Linked DNA regions of Homo sapiens: region 2 is linked to region 1. A link is a loop called in an ENCODE intact Hi-C map of the cell type or tissue named here. Cell type or tissue: endothelial cell of umbilical vein. All regions are shown on one strand. Each heading gives the region's core, and the rest is flanking DNA. Links, peaks and the distances in the headings are about the cores only. Region 1 overlaps LOC100288254 (a long non-coding RNA gene). Region 2 overlaps STK10 (serine/threonine kinase 10).

Region 1 (11,058 bases), core at 1,115-9,114:
CTGCCACCTGTAATTTTTGTATTTTTAGTAGAAACGGGGTTTCACCACGTTGGTCAGGCTGGTCTCGAACTCCTGACCTCAGGTGATCCGCCTGCCTAGGCCTCCCAAAGGAGCGATTATAGGTGTGAGCCACTGCGCCCGGCCAAAAGTTTCCATCATTAAAAGTTATGCCTGCCATAGCTCACCATGGAGTAGAAAAAAATGATATAAATTACAGAAAAAATATTGATGTGGTAACCAATGTTTGGTTTGTTAAACCCACAATTCTGTAAAGACAAAACTTCAGGTTTTGCTTCATTTCTGCTACTTGATGGGCCATTTGAACATTTTCAGAGGGATTTTATTCAATTGCCACCTTCAATGGGATATAAGTATGTTCTTGTAATAGTCTATGTTCTTTGGCTGAATAGAAGCTTTCCATGGAGGAAGGCCAATACTATTACAGTAGCTAAAAGTTTATTCAAAAATGTGTTTCCTTTATGGGGCATTCTTGGAGAAAAGAAAGCTCCACTGACAGAGATACCAATTTTACTCGGAAAGTTATAAAGCAATAAAATAAAGTGTTACAAACACAATGGCATTACCATTGTTGCTATCACCTTTAGTCTTCTGGAAAGGTTGAAAGGACAAATGGCATCTTGGAACTGAAACTGGCAAAGTTAAGTGAATTGACTGGATTGCCTTGGCTAACAGTATTACCATTGGCCTTGATGGCAATCAGATTCCCCTCTCAGTGGAAAATGTAACTTGACCCCTTATGAAACAGTCACTGGGCCGGGCATGGTGGCTCATGCCTGTAATCCCAGCACTTTGGGAGGCCGAGGAGGGCAGAACACCTGAGGTCAGGAGTTTGAGACCAGCCTGGCCAACATGGGGGTTTCAACCCCATCTCTATTAAAAATAAAAAATTAGCTGGGTGTCATGGCACGCGCCTGTAGTCCCAGCTACTCGGGAGGCTGAGGAAGGAGAATTGCTTGAACCTGGGAGGTGGAGGTTGCAGTGAGCCGGGATCGTGTCACTGCACTCCAGTCCTGGCGACAGAGCGAGACTCCATCTCAAAAAAAAAAGAAAGAAAGAAAAGAAACAGTCACTGGAAGGCCTATGCCCCTAAGAATAGAACCTCATGTATCTTCTACTCTTATAAACTCTGCTATGATTCAGTAGTGCAAGGCTTTAATGCATTATGCCAAAGCATACTTTCACTAGGTTAACAAAAAAAAAAAAAAAGGCAGGCCGGGCGCGGTGGCTCACACCTATAATCCCAGCACTTTGGGAGGCTGAGGCAGGCGGATCACGAGGTCAGGAGTTCAAGACCAGCCTGGCCAAGATGATGAAATCCCGTCTCTACTAAAAATACAAAAATTAGCCAGGTGTGGTGGCAGGCGCCTGTAATCCCAGCTACTTGGGAGGCTGAGGCAGGAGAATTGCTTGAACCTGGGTGGCAGAAGTTGCAGTGAGTCAAGATCACGCCACTGCACTCTAGCCTGGGTGATCAAGTGAGACTCTGTCTCAAAAAAAAAAAGAAAAAGAAAAAGAAAAAGAAAAAAAGGGGGGGCCTTCATGACCCACCAGCAGATGACAACTAGATTTCTCAGAGTCCAAAACTCAGCGATTGAGTCCTTTGGAAATGACACCAGAGAAAGACTGTCCTTGAACTCTATTGGAAGGGACCATAACAAGTTCTTCTCTGCCACAAAACTTCAGTGCTCTGAGACTTGGATCCACAACTCTCAACTCAAAGGAGCCCCTCAAGACTCCTGAAGCCGTACACCCGTGGGATTCGAGACTCCTGAAGCCGTACGCCCGTGGGATTCGAGACTCCTGAAGCCGTACGCCCGTGGGATTCGAGACTCCTGAAGCCGTACGCCCGTGGGATTCGAGACTCCTGAAGCCGTACGCCCGTGGGATTCGAGACTCCTGAAGCCGTACGCCCGTGGGATTCGAGACTCCTGAAGCCGTACGCCCGTGGGATTCGAGACTCCTGAAGCCGTACGCCCGTGGGATTCGAGACTCCTGAAGCCGTACGCCCGTGGGATTCGAGACTCCTGAAGCCGTACGCCCGTGGGATTCGAGACTCCTGAAGCCGTACGCCCGTGGGATTCGAGACTCCTGAAGCCGTACGCCCGTGGGATTCGAGACTCCTGAAGCCGTATACCTGTGGGATTCGAGACTCCTGAAGCTGTATACCTGTGGGAGACTTTCAGGTAAAGCTGGTGAGGGAACTTTTCCCTCCAGAAGCAGAAGGCATTCTAGATGTGGACTCTTTCCCAAGATCATGGGTCAAGACTTCTTTGCATCATGAAAGCCTTATCCTCCCCTGACCCCCTCTTTCCTGCTGCCCTAATCCTTTCCTTTTCTCTCCAGGAAAATCCATGGGACCATAATTTGTGGATGGCTTTAGCTAAGGTTCATGCTCCAGCAAAAAAACAGAGCAATTGTTGGGTATATGAAGACAAGTTAGTTTCCATTGAGGAACAGTTCCAATGGGGTTCTTGGGGGCTCACTCTTGATAATTGTGGAGTATTGTTAGTATCGAATTGAAGCTAATTCATAACTTGGGGAAAAATCTTGGACTTTTTGGCCAATCAGACTTCCCAGGGGTTCAGATAAGTAGAAGTCGCCCTCTGAAATGTGGATGACAACATACATTTTCAATAAAAGCACTTAATGGGGCCGGGTGCGATGGCTCATGCCTGTAATCCTAGCACTTTGGGAAGCCGAGGTGGGTGGATCACTTGAGGTCAGGAGTTCAAGACTAGCCTGGCCAATACGGTGAAACCCCATCTCTACTAAAAATACAAAAATTAGCCAAGCGTGGTGGCGCGTGCCTGTAATCCCAGCTGCTCGGGAGGCTGAGGCAGAAGAATTGCTTGAACCCAGGAGGCGGAGGTTACAGTGAGCCAAGATTGCACCAATGCACTCCAGCCTGGGTGACAGAGCGAGATTCTGTCAAAACAACAACAACAAAAACAAAAAAAAAAAACAAGAAAACAAGCCCTTAAGGAACATCAACAGCTTTAGCTCTTCTTTTTGCTCAGGGCTTGTGCATGGTCCTAAACAAAACTGAATCTTGTACCTATCTTTCCCCTGATTTTGCTACTACAGAAAGCTTAATTTAAAAGGTGGTTGATGGTAGGTGGGCATGATGGCACACACCTGTAGTCTCAACTATTCAGTAGGCTGAGGCAGAAGGATAGCTTTGAGCTCAGGAGTTCAAGTCTAGCATAGGCAACCTAGCAGGACCGCATCTCTAAAAATAAAGTTGCTGGATTTTTTGTTTTGTTTTGTTTTTTGAGACAGTCTTGCTCTGTTGCCCAGGCTAGAGTGCAGTGGCTCTATCTCAACTCACTGTGACCTCCGCCTCCCAGGTTCAAGCAATTCTCCTGCCTCAGCCTCCCGGGGATTACAGGCAAGTGCCACCATGCCCGGCTAATTTTTGTATTTTTAGTAGAGACGGGGTTCACCATGTTGGCCAGGCTGATCTCGAACTCCCGACCTCAGGTGATCCCCCTGCCTCGGCCTTCCAAAGTGCTGGGATTACAGGCGTGAGCCACCTTGCCCAGCTGATATTGCTGTTTCTTTAGGTATTGCCACCAAATACATTAAGGAAATGTCTCAAGAAAAAGGAAACACGATGTATTTATAGGAGCAAACAACAGTTGGCTTGCAGACATCCTAAATGGTGGATGGCAAGCTTGGCTTTTCCAAGGTTTTCCAATCTTTATGTTCTTCTAGTGGGTCTTCAGGTTACTATGACTTGTGTTAACAGGCTAACAACAAAACTGGATACCTCTTTAAATCAGACCACTCTACAGTGAACTATGGTCCTCAATTGCCATTGTGCCTCAACAAAGACTATGACCAAATGAACTCAGATGCCTATATTGTATGAACTTTGACTTGTTTGATTTGGTTGTTTGGTTCATGGGGACTCCTATTGAAGAGTACTCTTTAGTCTTTTGGTATTTTCCTCCTGACAGTCATCATAATAATCCCCCTAGTACACTATATCCTCTTGTTTTTTTGTTTTTTGTTTTTTGTGTTTTTTTTGAGACAGAGTTTTTCTCTTGTTACCCAGGCTGGAGTGCAATGGCGCGATCTCAGCTCACTGCAACCTCCGCCTCCTGGGTTCAAGGGATTCTCCTGCCTTAGCCTCCCGAGGAGCTGGGATTACAGGCATGCGCCACCATGCCTGGCTAATTTTTGTATTTTTAGTAGAGACAGGGTTTCACCACGTTGGTCAGGCTGGTCTCAAACTCCTGACCTCAGGTGATCCACCCGCCTCAGCCTCTCAAAGTGCTGGAATTACAGGTGTGAGCCACCATGCCCATCTTAAATGTCATCTTAAATGTCTGTATGAAGCCATCCATTGAGTGTTCAGTGGTCTCACTTCAATTAGATCATCAAGAACATCAAGAATTATTCAACTGCTGTGACTTTGTGACTTGTGAATTTCATACTAAAACCAAATAGGTCCATTTGCAATGGTGACAGAGAGTGGCATCAATGCTCAAGGTTTAGGTCAATCTCTCAAAAATTGAGAGGCTGACCAAAATGGAGGAATTGTTAAACTAAATTTGGCTTGAGGATGCCTCTGTACTTGAGTCCTTATGGAACAAATTGTAACCTTAGTACATCAGCGAACTACAAGCCTAACTTAGGAGTATACTTTTGTAACAGTAGCTGAGTCTCAGCCGGTCACACTAGCCAAGCCTCAGTCAATCACAGTTGGGCAACTGATTAGACCATGTTCAAATAAAGCAAATGCTGAGCTGTAATCACCTGAAGTATTCATAAGTGCTGCCTGCCCACATTGCAGGCTACAAATCTTTCAACCTGTTCTGGTTTTGAGGATTGCCTGATTCATGAATTATTCTTTGCTTAAATAAATTCTGCTTTAATGTAATTTGTCTAAAAATTTTAACAGGGCTATGAATTTTCTTTTGATATATGAGTTTTTCTGGGGATATGTGCTTTACATATATCCCATAGATTTGGATTTGTAGCAATTCTTTAATTTCTGTAATTCCCTAGATCCAAGAGTTGTGAAGCACAGGTTTTAAAGTTTTCAGGTAGAACATTATGCCAGTTATCAAATTGTTGAATCTCAGATGCAAACTCAATCTTCATTGCCTGCTCTGTGAAAATGAATATGGGCCCTTTAAATATTGTTTCTTTGCCAGCTGGCACAATGTTTAGCTTTGACAGTAGAGGGCACTGGAGAGACACTGCAGGAGGCTCACTCACTCAGTAGGTTTCCACAGCCTGGGTGGCTTCTCCAGTGCCAGGTTCCTGCGCTGTGTGCAGCCTTTCTAAGTGGCCAGCTTTTGCGGCACAAACAAGCTTCTCTAGCATAGCTCCTTCAGTATATATGTTGCTCCAGCACCAGGCTCCTGAGGTGGTGGGCAGCTTCTCCAAGGCCCAGATCCTGCAATATGCAGAAGCCTACACCACCTAGCAATGAGCAATTTCTCCAGGTACTTCGTAGTACCCGGTAGTTTCACAGCAGAATGGCTCTAAGTGGGGTACCTCCTATAAACAGCCTTTCAGCATTACAGGGCATATTATCAGCAAGTCCTAGAGAAGGGATTTCCAGCAACTTCCACTGGTGTGGCACAAGAGGAACTTCTCTGCCATTCACCAAGCCAAGGCCATATCCCCTCCAGCAATGGGGCACTGGCTCTCAGCCCTAGAAGGGCCTCTTCCTTAAGTGCACTGTCTCAGCCCTAGGGTTGCTGCTGCTGCTTATCTGCATTCCTCCGTTCTTTAGAGTTTCCTTTTCTCTTCCATAAAATCAAAATAATACCTGATACAAAAAGTGGACAAAGACCTTTAAGGAAAAAAAGAACTATAGACACTGGGTGCAATGGCTCACGCCTGTAATCCCAGCACTTTCGGAGGCCGAGGTGGTGGATCACCTGAGGTCAGGAGTTCGAGACCAGCCTGACCAACATGAAGAAACCCTGTCTCTACTAAAAATACAAACTTAGGGCCAGGTGCGGTGGCTCACACCTGTAATCCCAGCACTTTGGGAGGCCAAGGTGGGTGGATCATGAGGTCAGGAGATCGAGACCATCCTGGCTAACATGGTGAAACCCTGTCTCTACTAAAAATGCAAAAATTAGCCAGGCTTGGTGGCACATGCCTGTAATCCCAGCTACTCGGGAGGCTGAGGCAGGAGAATTGCCCGAACCCGGGAGGCAGAGGTTGCAGTGAGCCGAGCAGTGAGCCGAGATCATGCCACTGCACTCCAGCCTGGGTGACAGAGCGAGACTCTGTCTCAAAAAAAAAAAAAAAAAGTCAGGCATGGTAGCTCATGCCTATAATCCCAGCTACTTGGGAGGCTGAGGCAGGAGAAGTGCTTGAACCTGGGAGGCGGTTCAAGCAACAAGAGCGAAACTACGTCTCAAAAAAAAATTATAGGCAAATATTCATAACCAGAGATGCAATAATTTAGAACAAAATGTTATAAGGGCTAAATGGTAAGAGCTTATGAACACAAAGAAGGAAACAAAAGAAGGAAACAGGCCAGGCACGGTGGCTCAGCCTGTAATCCCAACACTTTGGGAGGCTGAGGCGGGCGGATCACCTGAGGTCAGGAGTTTGAGACCAGCCTGGCCAACATGGTGAAACCCCATCTCTACTAAAAATACAAAAATTAGCCGGGCGTGATGGTGAGCACTTATAATCCCAGCTACTCAGGAGGCTGAGGCAGGAGAATCACTTGCACCTGGGAGGCGGAGTTTGCAGTGAGCTGAGATCATGCCACTGCACTCCAGGGGTGACAGAGCAAGACGTTGTCTCAAAAAAAAGAAAGAAAGAAAAAAAAGGAGGAAACAACAGACACAGGTCTACTGGAGGAGGGAGAGTGGGAGGAGGGGGAGGAGCAGAAAAGCTAACTAGTGGGTACTGGGCTTAATACCTGGGTGATGTAATAATATGTACAACAAACCCCTATGACACGTGTTTACCTATGTAACAAACCTTCACATGTACCCCCAAACCTAAAATAACAATTTTTTTAAATTGCTAAATATGCCACAAAAATCATTTTAATATAGAAATAAAAGAGCTGTTTATGATTCTGAAAAAAAAAAGTTAGCAAATAGAATGCAACAGTACATAAAGAGGACAATACAACCTTGAATTTCCCAGCTTCAAAACTTACTGTAAAACTACAGTAATTAAGACAGTGTAGTACTCGCATAATCATGACATAAAAGATCAATGAAATAAAACTGACAGTCAGAAATAAACTCTAACATTTATGGTCAATTGATTTTTGACAAGGGCATCAAGACAATTCAATGGGGAAAGAATGGCCGGAGGTGGTGGCTCACGCCTGTAATCCCAGCACTTTGGGAGGCCAAAGTGGGTGGATCACTCGAGGTCAGGAGTTCGAGACCAGCCTGGCCAACATAGTGAAACCCTGTCTCTACTAAAAATACAAAATTAGCTGGGCATGGTGGTGCATTCCTGTAATCCCAGCTACTTGGGGGGCTGTGGCAGGAGAATTACTCAAACCTGGGAGGCGAAAGTTGCAGTGAGCCGAGATCGTGCCATTGCACTCCAGCCCAGGCAACAAGAGCACAACTCTATCTCAAAAAAAAAAAAAAGGTGGGCGGGGGTGGATAGAATAATCTTTTCAACAAATGATGCTGGGACACTGGAAATCCACATGCAAAAGAATGAAGTTGGATCCCTACTTTACATCATTTATAAATATTAAGTCAGGCTGGGTGCAGTAGCTCACACCTCTAATCCCAGAACTGTAGGAGGCCAAGGTGGGAGGATTGCTTGAGGCCAGAAGTTAAAGACCAGCTTAAGCAACATAGCAAAATCCCATCTTTAGTTCAAATACATTTATAAAAAATAAAAATAAGTTATTTCATGTTATATGTATTTTACCACAATAAAAATATTAATTCAAAACAGATCAAAGACCTAAATGTAAGTGCTAAAAGTATAAAACTCTTAGAGTGTAAATCTCCATGGCCTTAGACAATGGTTTCTTTTTGTTTTTCTTTCTTTTTCTTTTTCGGACATGGTATATTGCTTTGTCACCCAGGCTGGAGTGCAATGGCATGATCATGGCTCACTGAAGCTTCGACCTTCCATTCTCAAGTGATCCTCCCATCTCAGCCTCCCAAGTAGCTGGGACCACAGGCACACAGCACCATGCCTAGCTAATTCTTTAAATTTTTTTTGTAGATACAGGGTCTCATTATGTTGTCCAGGCTGGTCTTGAACTCTGGGGTTCAAGGCATTTTGCCTCCCAAAGTGCTGGAGTTATAGGCACGGGCCACTGCACCCAGCCAACAATGGTTTCTTAGATATGAGCCCCAAAGCACAAGCAATCAAAGAAAAAAATAGGTTAAATGGACTTCATTAAAATCAGCTGGTGCAGTGGTCCATGACTGTGGTCCCAATTCTTCAGGAGGCTGAGGTGGAAGTATGGATTGGGCCCAGGAGTCAGAGTCTAGCCTGGGTAACATAGTGAGACCCCCATCTCCAAAAAAAAAAAAAACAAACAAAAAAAGGAAACTACCTTTTGTGCTTCAAAAGACACTATCAAGAGGGTTAAGCAAGGAGCATTGGTTCACGCTTGTAATTCCAACACTTTGGGAGGCTGAGGCGGGAGGATCACTTGAGGCCAGAGTTTAAGACCAGCCTGGGCAGCATAGTGAGACCCTGTCTCTACAAAATATAAAGAAAATTAGCCAGGCATGGTGGCATGCAGCTGTAGTCCCAGCTACTAGAAAGGCTGAGGTGAGAAGATCATTTGAGCCTGGAAGGTTAAGGCTGCCGTGAGCCAAGATTGTGCCATTGCACTCCAGCCTGGGCAACAGAGCAAGATCCCGTCTCCAAAATTAAAACAAAAAAAAAGAAAAGAAAGTTAAGCCAGGTGTGGTGGCTCACACCTGTAACCCCGGCACTTTGGGAGGCTGAGGCAGGAGGATCACTTGATCTCAGTCGTTCGAGATCAGCCTAGGCAACATAACAAGACCCTATCTCTACAAAAAGAATTTTTTTTTTTGAGATGGAGTTTCGCTCTTGTTGCCCAGGCTGGAGTACAATGGCGAGATGTTGGCTCACCACAACCTCTGCCTTCCGGATTCAAGCGATTCTCCTGCCTCAGCCTCCCAAGTAGCTGGGATTACAGGCATGTGCCACCACGTCCAGCTAATTTTGTATTTTTAGTAGAGACAGAGTTTCACCATGTTGGCCAGGCTGGTCTTGAACTCCTGACCTCAGGTGATCCCACCCACCTCGGCCTCCCAAATTGCTGGGATTACAGGTGTGAGCCACCGTGCCCAGCCCAAAAAGAAATTTTTTAAGTTAGCTGGGCATGGTGGTGTGCACCTGTAGACCCAGCTACTTGGTAGACTGAAGTGGGAGGATTGCTTGAGCCAGGAGTTCAAGGCTGCAGTGAGCTATGATTGCACCACTGCACTCTAGGTTGGGCAACAGAGTGATACTTCATCTAAAAAAAAAAAAGAGAAAAAATTAGCCAGGCGTGGTGGCAGGTGCCTGGTATCCCAGCTACTTGGGAGGCTGAGGTAGGAGAATCACTTGAATTCAGGAGACAGAGGTTGCAGTGAGCCAAAATCACGTCACTGCACTCCACCCTAGGTGACAGAGCAAGACTCCGTCTCACACACACACACACACACACACAAAAGTAAAAAACCTGCAATAGGCTGGGTGTAGTGGTTCACACCTGTAATCCCAGCACTTTGGGAGGCCAAGGCGGCCAGATCACTTGAGGTCAGGAGTTCGAGACCAGCCTGGCCAACATGGCAAAACTCCGTGTCTACTAAAAATACAAAAATTAGCCAGTCATGGTGGTAGGCATCCGTAATCCCAGCCACTCAGGAGGCTGAGGCGGGAGGATCACTTAAACCTGGGAGGCAGAGGTTTCAATGAGCCAAGATCATGCCACTGCACTCCAGCCTGGGCTACAGAGCGAGACTTCATCTCAAAAAAAAAAAAAAATGAGCAAGTATCTTGAGTAGACATTTTTCCAAAATAGATATACAAGTGGCCTATAAGTACATAAAAAGATGCTCAACATTATTAGCCATTAGGAAAATCAAGTCAAAACCACTTTGGAAACAATTTGCCAATTTTTCAGAAAGTTAAACAGGGTTACCATATGACCAAGCAATTCCATTCCTAGGTATAAATCCAAGACAATTAAAAACATATGGCTACACAAAAGCTTGTACAGGAATGTTCATAGCAGCTTTATTCCAATACCCAAAAAATGGAAACAATCCAAATAACCACCAACTGATGAAAGGATAAACAAAATGTGGTACATCCATACAATGGAATATTGTCCATAAAGAGGAATGAAGTTAGTCTCAGCTACTGGGTATTGTGTGTGTTGGCGGCGGGTGGCGGGTTGGCGGGGGGGAGGCGGGGGGAGGTGGGAGGATTGCTTGAGCCTGGAAGGTTGAGTAACATGGTGAAACCCCATCTCTACTAAAAATACAAAAAATTAGCTGGGCATGGTGGTGCACACCTGTAGTCCCAGCTGCTCGGGAGGCCGAGGTGGGAGAATCACTTCAACTGCGAGGTTGCAGAGAGCTGAGATTGTGCCAGTGCACTCTAGCCTGGGTGACAGAGGGAGACTCCGTCTCAAAAAAAAAAAAAAGAGAAAGGTTTGTGGTCGCCTAGGGCTGGGGTGAGGTAGGGGATAGAATGAAATGGGGAGTGACTGCTAATAGGTACAGGGTTTCTTTTTAGGGTGATAAAAATGTTTTAAAATTCATTGACTATTGATATTTAGTAAATATACTAAAAACCATTGACTTGTACAATGTAAATTGGTGAAGGGGTGGGGGTGGATGGGGAAAAGGGAGATATTGATTCCAGAGTAGAAAGTTTCAGTTAGGTGGAATAGGCATTAGTGACCTACTGCACAGAATGGTGACTATAATAATGCACTGTATACTTCCGAATCGTTAACAGAGTAGATCTTAAATGTTTTCACCACAAAAAAGAGAAGCACGTGGACGGGGCGCAGTGGCTCGGGGCACGGTGGCTCACGCC
Region 2 (11,058 bases), core at 3,013-11,012, 230 kb after region 1:
CAGAGTCCTCAAGTAGCTGCTTTCATATTTGATGCAGAGTTTTCACTGTAATTATCAGGAGACACAGCCTGTCTTGGCTTACCTCACCATGCCAGAACTCCCTGGAATGCTCTCTTTTTGATCACAGGCGGGCCTTTCCCCCCATCAGATGCTCTTAAGAGCCCTCTGTCAATGCAGGTTTTGGGTTATTAGGCACCTGTGAAGGTGTGGGTTTCTTGGGAAGGAACTGTCTGAGGAACTCTAAGGTCCTTAGAGAGAAGTGTCATGGATCTCTTCTCCCTCCTGTTATAAAAGACAGAAACCCAATCCCAGCTGGCTTAAGAAGGAAAGAACACTTGCTGGCGTCTGACCAGGAGGGCAGGAGTGTTGCCAGGGATTCTTCTTCTCATCTCTGGACATTGCTTCCCTGTGCTGAGTTCATCTCAGGCAGTCCCCTCCAGGGGCTGACAAGGTGACTCACCTTGGCCTTCATCCCTCCAGTTTAACAACCCCAGAGGACAGCAGGTAGCTTTTCTTCAGTAGTTCCAGCAAACGTCCCAAAGCTCACACTGGACCAGTGAGGGTCACGTGCTTATCTCTGAATCAGTTCCTGAGGCTAAGGGCATGGAATATGCTGCTTGGCCAGCCTGGATCAGATGCTCAGCCCAGGGCCAGCGGGGGTAGGGATGTCAGTTCACCTGGACCTCAGGGGCTGACAAGGGGGATACTAAAGTATGCATTCTCGGCCAGGCGCGGTGGCACATGCCTGTAATCCCTGCACTTTGGGAGGCCCAGGCAGGCAGATCACTTGAGGTCAGGAGTTTGAGACCAGCCTGGCCAACATGGTGAAACCCCATCTCTACTAAAAATACAAAAATTAGCCAGGTGTGGTGGTGCACACTTGTAATGCCAGCTACTTGGAAGGCTTAGGCAGGAGAATTGCTTGATTCCATCTCAAAAAAAAAAAAAAAAAAAAGTGCATTTTCAGCCCGGCTAGTGTTACCCTAAAGGAAGCAAAATAACTGAAATATGACAATGGTTTGTCAGATTGACGATATTGTCTGTTGGACTAGTATTTCATGGGGGGAGAGGGATTAGGGAAAAATGTCTAAAAGAACTTCTGTAGGGACTGTAATTTTTTAAAAAGGTTGAGAAACACTTCCCTGCAGGAAACTGAGGTGCTGTTACCAGAAGAGGGGGGTGGATACCAAGCTGCTGAAAACAGCACCTGCCCACTCTGGGGGAGTTGGAAGCTGAAACCAGCGGCAGGCAGGAGTAGGCCAGTGTGGAGCACCTGCTCAGAGGGGCTTGGTGGGGAGCCGCGTAGGGTGCTGGCCGCTGCAAAGCTGAGCCTCTTCTTTGGTTTCTCTGGCCCGGGGGTTCTGCGTTGAAGATTATACTGTAGGAAGCATGGAGAGGACCCTGACCCAGCTACTCTCTGCTGTCTCTGCTGCAGGTGAAGAACGAGGTGGAGAAGCTCCCCCGACAGCAGCGGAAGGAAAGCATGAAGCAGAAGATGGAGGAGCACACGCAGAAAAAGCAGCTTCTTGTGAGTCCCTGGCCTCAGCTGGGGAGCGCAGGGGCTGGTGCGAGACCTGGAATGGTGACCAGGCCCCCTCTCTGCCTTTGCCCAATCCCTGCCCCTCAAATACCCCGTTCTGAATACCTAAATCTGGCCTCATCCTTCATGGCCCCATTATCCCCTCCTCCATGCAGCCTTCCTCGATTGCCCTGCCTCCATCTGGAAGTAAGCTCTTCCATCTCTGGATACCCCAACACTTTACATTGACCACCTCCCAAACCCTTAGCACCTCCTACCTTGTTTTAGGGTTATTTATTTGTAAGTCACATCTCCTTGACCAACCCAGTATATTCCCCTGCCCACTTGGCATCTTTTAAGTCTGAAGGACATCAAACTTGTGATGTCCCAGACCTGGTCCTGTTATGCTCTGAGGGGGTGCCATTTTCCTTCCTTTCTGGCCCATCATTCCTGACGCCTCCTTTCCCTCCAGTCCTTCGTCACCTCCAGAAGCATGGTATGTATATTTCTTATCTCCTGTCTCTGGATCTATGAACTCGTCACCATCTCCATGATCCCCCAGCCACTGTCCAGTGGCCTCCCAGCGAGGCTTCCTGTAGCTGTTTTTCCCCTGCAGTTTCTTCTCTCCTGCCTGCGTGTGATCAATGTGAATTCCAAGTCTGATAATAGCACCCTTCCCCCCACAGCCCTGTGCCTTAAAACCCTTCAGTGGCTCCCACATTGTCCCTAAGATAAGCGCCGCCTCTTTGCTGTGCCCTGGCCGGCCTCCCCAGCCTTCTTTTCATCCTTTGCCGGAATGCTCCTATTTTCCCCCACGAGGGGGTCTTTGTGTGTTCTGCTTCCTCAGCCCCCAAAGCAAAGAATTTTTGAGTCCATATTTAGAAATGCTTTGTATATTACCTGCTTCAGCATTCATAGCTTACTATGGTAGGAGCTGTTCATTTTCCCATTCGCAGAAGAGGAAACAAAGGCTGAGAGAGGTAACATTGCTGAGTTCACATTCAGGGAGGGGGTCGAGGCCTCAAGCTTGTGTTCTCTCCGGGACACCCTATGACCTGTCTGTCCCATTACAGCACGATTAGGAAGAGAACGCAGGACTGGTGAGGGCGGGGCACACAGGCCCTCATCCACGCAGAGGGACAGCAGATTGGCCTGGAGGAGGCAGTTGCATGGAGAGCTTTGAAGATGTACACATCCTTTGGCTTGGATTTTCTGCTTCTAGAAATCCTGAGGGAATCTGAAAATCCTGAAGGAGTTATCACAGAGGTTCACAAATACTTAGCTACCAGAATATGAAGTAGCGCTATTTAAAATAGATAAAACCTAGAGACACCCTGTTGTTTATTGGATAAATAACATCCATAGCATGAAATATTTTCAGCCATTCAAACACATGTGATAGAAGATCACATTATTTATTTATCTGAGACGGAGTTTCAAAACTGGGAGTTTCATCCCAGTTTTTTTTTTTTCTTTTTTGAGATGGAGTCTCACTCTGTTGCCCAGGCTGGAGTGCGGTGGCACGATCTCAGCTCACTGCAACCTCTGCCTCCTGGGTTCAAGCAATTCTCCTGCCTCAGCCTCCCAAGTAGCTGGGACTACAGGTGCCTGCCATCACGCCTAGCTAATTTTTGTATTTTTAATAGAGTTAGGGTTTCACCATGTTGGCCAGGCTGGTCTCGAACTCCTGACCTCAGGTGATCCGCCTGCCTCAGTCTCCCAACGTGCTGGGATTACAGGCATGAGCCACTGCACCTGGCCAGAAGATCACATTATAACATGGAAAGATTTCTTAAAATAATTTTTTAAAATTGTGGTAAAATAGTCATAACATAAAGTTTACCATCTTTACCATTATTAAGTGTACAGTGTAGTGGCGTTAAGCCTATTCACATTGTGCGGCCATCTCCGCCATCTATCTCCAGAACTCTCTTGTCTTGTAAAACTGAAACTCTGCACCCATCAAACCGTAATTCTCCATTTCTTCTCCTCCAACCCTTGGTAACTTTATTCTGCTTTCCCTATGAATTTGACTACTCTAGGTACCTCATGTAAGTGGAATCATAGAATATTTGTCCTTTTGTGACTGGCTTATTTCACTTAGCGTAATGTCCTCAAGGTTCATCCATGTTGTTGCATGTGTCAGAATTTCCTTCCTTTTTAAGGCTGAATAATATTCCATTGTGTGGATATAACACATGATTTATCCATTTATCTATCGACGGACACGTGGGCTGTTTTCATCCCTTGACTGTTGTGAATAATGCTGCTGTGAACTTGGGTGCACACATATCTCTTTGAGCCCTTTTTAATAATTTTTGTAACACAGCAATAACAATAGCTATAGATACACTTGTATAGACATACCTACCGCAGCTGCCAACTCTGGGGGATAAGATGAGTGGAGAGTTTTACTAATTCCGTGGTTTCTAAATTTTTTTATTTTAATTTTTTTTACCCTTTATTATGGAAAATTAAAAACACAGGAATAGGGAGGCCGAGGCGGGTGGATCACTTGAGGCCAGGAGTTGAAGACCAGCCTGGCCAACATGGTGAAACCCCGTCTCTACTAAAAATACAAAAGTTAGCCAGGTGTGGTGGTGTGCACCTGTAGTCCCAGCTACTCAGGAAGCTGAGATGGGAGAATCACTTGAACCTGGGAGGCTGAGGTTGCAGCGAGCTGAGATCACGCCATTGCACTCCAGCCTGGGTGACAGAGCGAGACTCTCTCTCAAAAAAAAAAAAAGAAAAAAGAAAAGTAACATGGGAATAGGTATAATGAACTACCATATACCTGTCACCTAATCTCAGTAATATCACCTCATGTCCACTCATTCACTCCCTGACCCCAAGGTATTCTTTTTAATCAAATCCCAGACATCATATTATTTTACCTGTCAAACATCACAGAAATAACTACCATACCATAAACACACCTAGCAAATTCAACAATAATTGCTGAACAACGTCATGTTGTCAGTATTCCAGTTTCCAATCACTCCTGTAATCCCAGCACTTTGGGAGGACGAGGCAGGCAGATCACAAGGTCAGGAGTTTGAGACCAGCCTGACCAACATGGTGAAACCCCGTCTCTACTAAAAATACAAAAATTAGTCAGGAGTGGTGGTGCTCACCTATAATCCCAGCTACTCAGGAGGCTGAGGCAGGAGAATCACTTGAACGCGGGAGGCAGAGGTTGCAGTGAGCCGAGATCATGCCACTGCACTCCAGCTCTGGTGACAGACCGAGACTGTTCTTTGATCCAGGATCCAGATGAAGCCCACATGTTGAAATTGGTTGATGCGTCTCTAAGTCTCCCTTAAATTTCTCCTCCACCAATTTCTTTTCTGTTCCTGCATTTTCTTCTCTGATCACGCGGGCTTTTCTCCCATAATAGGAAGAGACATGGAGGTGCCCAAGCCGGCTCTGGATAAAGGCCTGTCCTCCTCTCTCCCCACAGGACCGGGACTTTGTAGCCAAGCAGAAGGAGGACCTGGAGCTGGCCATGAAGAGGCTCACCACCGACAACAGGCGGGAGATCTGTGACAAGGAGCGCGAGTGCCTCATGAAGAAGCAGGAGCTCCTTCGAGGTGGGGGTGTGCAAGTGGCAGCGCTGTCTTGGCCCAGAGTCGCTGTGGACATCCCAGCCCTGGGAAGTGGGGTGGGCAACAAGAACCTCCCAGGCCTTCTCCATCCCCAAAACTAAACATCATTCTTCATGGGGAAACCTGGGGAAAAGCCCCACTTGAAGTAAGGAACGAGGTAAGGACACCAGTTGTCACCAAGACTATTTGAGATTATTCCAGAAGTCAAGAGAAGAAAAGAAAGAAACAGGCAGAGTATGTTAATAAGTGAGCTGGATTTACGGGAGGTGGAGAGAGCTTGGCGTGGACTGAGCAACCACTCTGCCAGGCCATGTGCCAGTCCATTTTTCTACCTTTATCTCATCAAATCCTCACCTAACACTGTGAGGCAGGGCCTAGGTTATCCCCATTTCTGTAGATGAGGAAACTGAGGCTTGGAGAGTTACTATTCTTTGGCCAAGTATCTTAGTTCATTCAGGCTGCTGTAACAAAATACCACTGACTGGGTGGCTTATCAACAACAGACATTCATTTCCCACACTTCTGGAGGCTGGGAAATCCACAGTCAGGGTGCCAGCACATTTGTGGTCTGGAGAGGACTTACTCTCTGCTTCATAGATGGCACCTTCTCACTGTATCCTCACATAGTGGAAGGGAGACTAGCTCTGGGGTCTCTGGGTTTTTGGGGTTTTGTGGTTTTTTGGGTTTTGGGGATTTTTGTTTATTTATTTATTTATTGAGACAGGGTCTAGCTCTGTAGCCAAGGCTGGAGTGCAGTGGCACAGTCATGGCTCATTGTGACCTCTGCCTCTGAGGCTCAAGCAGTCCTCTGACTTCAGCCTCCCAAGTAGCTGGGACTACAGGCACGTGCTACCACGCTTGGCTAATTTTTGTGTTTTTTGTGTAAATGGGGTCTTCTGTGTTGTCCAGGCTGGTCTCAAAGTCTTGGGCTCAAGTGGTCTGCCTGTCTCAGCCTCCCAAAGTGCTGGGATTAGAGGCATAAGCCAACGTGCCCAGCCTGGGGTCTCTTTTATTAATAAAAAGGCACTAATTCCATTCACGAGGGCTCCACCCTCATGACCTAATCACCTCCCAAAAAGCCCCATCTCCTAATACCCTCACCTCAGGGGTTAAGATTCCAACATACACATTTGGGGAGGGGACACAAACGTTTAGATCATAGCACTGAGGTTGCACAGTTAATGGGTGATAGAGCTGGGCCTTGGATGACAATATCAGGAAGCCGGGCCTACCCTGGTGCTGTTGGGAGTTCAAGGGATTTCTGGGCTGATTGAGGAAAAATAAATGACCACAAGATGGCAGTAGCATACCAGCAGCTTTGCTTGGGGGGCATTTTGACAAGTTGACACGCTGAGGGGGTCCCTTACAGAATGAGGCTTTCTGGAGATGATGGTGCGGGCCACCATCCAGCAGGGGAAGAGGGCAAAGGAACTCTTGGGCAAGAAGGGGACTGAGAGGGGGCTCACATGTCTAGATGATGTCGTCCAGCGTGGGGAGCTCAGACGGGGCGTCTCTGGGTCAGAGAACTGCAAAGGGCAACGGTGGCTTGGGGTCTTTATGGAGCCCTTGGGTCTTCCATCTCTATGGCTGGCAGATGTTAGGTGCAGTTTCATGGGGTATGCAAAGTAGGCAGGCTCCAAATGGCTAAATATCTGCTTGGTTTGAGCTTTTTTTTTTTTTTTTTTTTTTGAGATGGAGAGTCTCGCTGTCTCACTGTGTCATCCAGGCTGGAGTGCAGTGGCACAATCTTAGCTCACTGCAACCTCCACCTCCCAGGTTCAAGCAGTTCTTCTGCCTTAGCCTCCTTCATAGCTGGGATGATTACAGCTTTGCGCCACCATGTCCAGCTAATTTTTTATATTTTTAGGAGAGATGGGATTTCACCATGTTGGCCAGGCCGGTCTTGAACTCCTGACCTTAAGCAATCCACCTGCCTTGGCCTCCCAAAGTGCTGGGATTACAGGTGTGAGCCACTGCGCCATTCTCCTGCCTCAGCCTCCTGAGTAGCTGGGACTACAGGCGCCCGCCACCATGCCCAGCTAATTTTTTTTTTTTTGTATTTTTAGTAGAGACGGGGTCTCACCGTGTTAGCCAGGATGGTCTCAATCTCCTGACCTTGTGATCTGCCTGCGTCGGCCTCCCAAAGTGCTAGGATTACAGGCATGAGCCACCGCGCCTGGCCCTGTTTGAGCTTTTTTATGTAACTATATACATTTTTTTTGTTTTTGTTTTTTGAGACCAAGTCTTACTCTGTCACTCAGGCTGGAGTGCAGTGGCACGATATTGGCTCACTGCAGCCTCTGCCTCCCCTGTTCAAGCAATTCTCATGCCTTAGGCCCCTGAGCAGCTGTGATTACAGGTGCACACCACCACACCCAGCTGATTTTTATATTTTTAGTAGAGACTGGGTTTCGCCATTTTGCCCAGGCTGGTCTCAGGTTTCTAGGCTCAAGCGATCTGCCCACCTCAGCCTCCCAAAATGCTGGGACTACGGTGTGAGCCACTGTGCCTGGCCGTACATATTATGTTTTAAAAATAACAAGAGGATGGGTACAAATTTGAGTTTGGTGCCTGTGGACTTTTGACGGTCCAAGCCTGCTGTGAGGAAGTAAACAACACGAGGCCAATATCCCAGGGCAATTTTTGGCTCATTTATAAAACAGGCCTCATCCAGGCCTTTGATGACCAGTGCAGTTAAGCAAGATAAACCTCTTATTATTTGATGTGGATCAGCAAAACAGGGTTCTTGAGTTTTCAATATTCTGAATAGAGCACAGTTGTTTTGAGAAAAGCCCTCACTTCCTTTTCCTATCCCATGATGTTGGTAAGAACCGTCCTATTTACAGAACTGTGGTTCTGATTTTGGGGTGGAAGCCAGAATCACTATTCTGATATACCAAAAGCAGATACCATTTTGCACGGAACAGGAATGCAGTGAAATAAACAACATTCGCACTGAGCCAAGCATAATCTCCTGTCTCGAAGGGCGTGAGATTCTCCCTTTGACCCCAGGTCCCCACCCGGGTGCTGTGCACAGGGGTGGATTAATAGACCTCCAGTGTTAAGATGCCAGTATCTTCATTGTCTTCATAACGCATGCCTGGGACGTGCAGGAGACAAGGAGGATCTCACCCATTTTTCAAAGGAGGAAATAGTGACAAGAGGCCATTCTGTCTTCTTCATGGGGTCTCCATCTGAGCTCTTCCCAGGTGCCCATCAGGAAGGTAGAGATGCAGTGTGGAAACTTTGCACTTCAAAGTTTCTCCCAAGGACGTCCCCTCCCTCCATGGTATAGCTGTGTCCATCTGGCAGACATGGCAGCTGATGCCTAGAGAACCTCTCCATTCCTAATCCCACCGATGGAGCTGGGTTCCAGCCTATAGCTGCAGTTTCTGTGGCTCCTGACTTTGAATACTTCCTGCTATACCATGCTCCTGGGAGCTCTCATTCCTTAGGCTTAAAGGAAGTTTCTAGGCCTCAGCTCAGATCAGCCAACATGGTCTAATGAGGTAGAACATGTGGCAATTCCTGAGCCCAGCAGGTTGGTTATCATCTCCAGCATGAGGAGGCCAGGCAGAGGTGGGGGGCAGGGGGCCTGTCGAGTCTCTGGTTGTCAGCACCTCACCAGCTCGGTGGCATGTCCTCTGCAGACCGGGAAGCAGCCCTGTGGGAGATGGAAGAGCACCAGCTGCAGGAGAGGCACCAGCTGGTGAAGCAGCAGCTCAAAGACCAGTACTTCCTCCAGCGGCACGAGCTGCTGCGCAAGCATGAGAAGGTGAGGCTGCCGGTGGCACGGGGCTCGGATCTGCTGCCGGGCCGACCTGGGAGAGCCATGAGGCTGTATGTGATGGGGCACCTCTTGGGTGCACACTTTGGATGACAAGTGCCCCCAAGAGGAGCCAGGGCTGGCTGCAGTGAGGCCCCAGGAGGTTCTCCAGGGGCGTCCTGCTTCAGCTCAAGGGGCTAGGAATAGGGGAAACGATGCAGGGAAGCCAATGGCCCAAGTGGCTCCCTCACTGACTGTTACTTGCTGTGTATGTCTCTTTCTTTTCTTTTTTTTCCCTTTCTTCTTTTCTTTCTTTCTTTCTTTCTTTCTTTCTTTCTTTCTTTCTTTCTTTCCTTCTTTCTCTTTCTTTCTTTCTTTCTTTCTTTCTTTCTTTCTTTCTTTCCTTCTTTCTTTCTTTCTTTTCTTTCCTTCCTTCCTTCTTTCTTTCTTTCTTTCTCTTCTTTCTTTTCTTTCTTTCTTTCTTTCGAGATGGAGTCGCTCTCTCACTCAGGCTGGAGTGCAGTGGCGCCATCTAGGCTCACTGCAACCTCCACCTCCTGGGTTCAAGTGATTCTCCTGCCTCAGCCTCCCGAGTAGCTGGGATTACAGGTGCTTGCCACCATGCCTGGCTAATTTTTGTATTTTTTTTTTTAGCAGAGTTGGGCTTTCACCCTGTTGGCCAGGCTGGTCTCAAACCCCTGACCTCAAGTGATCTGCCCGCCTTGGCCTCCCAAAGTGCCAGGATTACAGGCGTGAGCCACTGTGCCTGCCCGGTGTGTGTCTTTCTTTTGCTCTTTTTTCTCTTTTCCCTCTTTTTGTCCTCCCTTTCCATTTTGTCTTTATTTCTCTCTTTCTTGTGCATTCCCTCAATACTTTTAGGTCTCCACTTAAACACCACCTCTGCTGGGAAGCCTTCCCTGAACTCCCCAGAGCTGGTGAGGGCCCCTACTCTGTGTGGCCAAAGCACCCTCTCCTGCGGGAATTGTCTGTCTCAGTTCAGCCTCCATAGTGGGACAGTGACAGACAGACCAAGGTCTGGATGCACAGCAGCTGTGTATAATTCCAGTTTCTTATCTAAATGCAGTGATGGAAGTCAGTATAGGGCCATGGGAGTTCAGAATAAGGCTACCCAACCAAGTGAAGAAATCGGGGAAGGCTTCTTGGAGGAGGTGATGCCCATGCTGAGCTTTGAAATACAAATAGGTGTTAGGGGAAGGAAAAAATTCAAATCTATCAGGATTTTTTAAAATATAAGTTCATATCTGCCATCACTAATGGTAAACCATCCCCTTTCGTGTACATTTTGCTTTGAGATATTAGCTAATGATGGCATGCCATCATTGATTAGATGAAAAGGCATTTAGAAGGTAAGAATCCAAGATATTATTAACAAGAATTTTTAAAGTGAGAACAAATAATGTTATTAGTGTAGAAGCAAAATAACACCAGCCTTGATCTGCTGAACATTGTGGGCTGCGTTGGTCCTGGGCCCCTGAGTGGAGTGTGGGGACCTTTAGCCTGTGACCACGCTCTGAGTCCAGAGTGCAGCTGCCCTCAGCCCCTCTGGATATTCCTCTCCAGGAGCGGGAGCAGATGCAGCGCTACAACCAGCGCATGATAGAGCAGCTGAAGGTGCGGCAGCAACAGGAAAAGGCGCGGCTGCCCAAGATCCAGAGGAGTGAGGGCAAGACGCGCATGGCCATGTACAAGAAGAGCCTCCACATCAACGGCGGGGGCAGCGCAGCTGAGCAGCGTGAGAAGATCAAGCAGGTGGGGGCCGGGCCTGCGGGGTCTGCAAGTGTGCTGGGGTGTAGGCAGGGCCAGGTTTGGCGGGACCTGGGCCTTATACAGTTTTGGAGAATATGAAACAAGATGCAGGCTGGCTCACGTCTGTAATCCCAACACTTTGAGAGGCCGAGGCGGGCGGGTCACTTGAGCCCAGGAGTTTGAGACCAGCCTGGGCAACACAGCAAAACCCCATCTCTACAAAAAAATAATTTTTTAAAAATATTAGCCAGGTGTGGTGGCTATTTGGAAGGCCGAGGTGGGAGGATCGCTTGAGCCCGGGAGGCAGAGGTTGCGGTGAGCCAAGATTGAACCACTGCACTCCAGCCTGGGCAACAGAGCGAGACTCCATCTTAAAAAAACAAAAAAGAAAGATGCACTCC

What was found. A loop is a pair of places that touch in the nucleus more often than their neighbours do. Peaks named below come from ENCODE experiments on the same cell type or tissue, not always from the same donor. Only the 100,000 strongest peaks of a DNase experiment are listed, where the experiment ranks them.
Region 2: it touches region 1 in a loop (5-fold over the local background); 10 of 110 quality-filtered maps call a loop at or near these places.

Annotation. Positions count from the first base shown.
Region 1 is chr5:172,287,831-172,298,888 of GRCh38, reverse strand. LOC100288254 (a long non-coding RNA gene) reads right to left here. Exons shown (of 2, transcript NR_130933.1): 2 at 513-2,155. Among named protein-coding and RNA genes, the nearest start is that of UBTD2, 9.6 kb to the right of the region's middle. In endothelial cell of umbilical vein, for the core only: a CTCF peak has its summit at 5,216 (motif pointing right); a DNase peak (open chromatin) is centred at 5,268; H3K27me3 peaks cover 708 bases.
Region 2 is chr5:172,055,190-172,066,247 of GRCh38, reverse strand. It overlaps STK10 (serine/threonine kinase 10), which reads left to right. Exons shown (of 19, transcript NM_005990.4): 13 at 1,436-1,528; 14 at 4,980-5,109; 15 at 8,775-8,899; 16 at 10,472-10,660. Among named protein-coding and RNA genes, the nearest start is that of FBXW11, 54 kb to the right of the region's middle. RefSeq lists enhancers at 10,070-10,569, 10,570-11,058. In endothelial cell of umbilical vein, for the core only: a CTCF peak has its summit at 6,418 (motif pointing right); no DNase peak of the experiment used is centred there.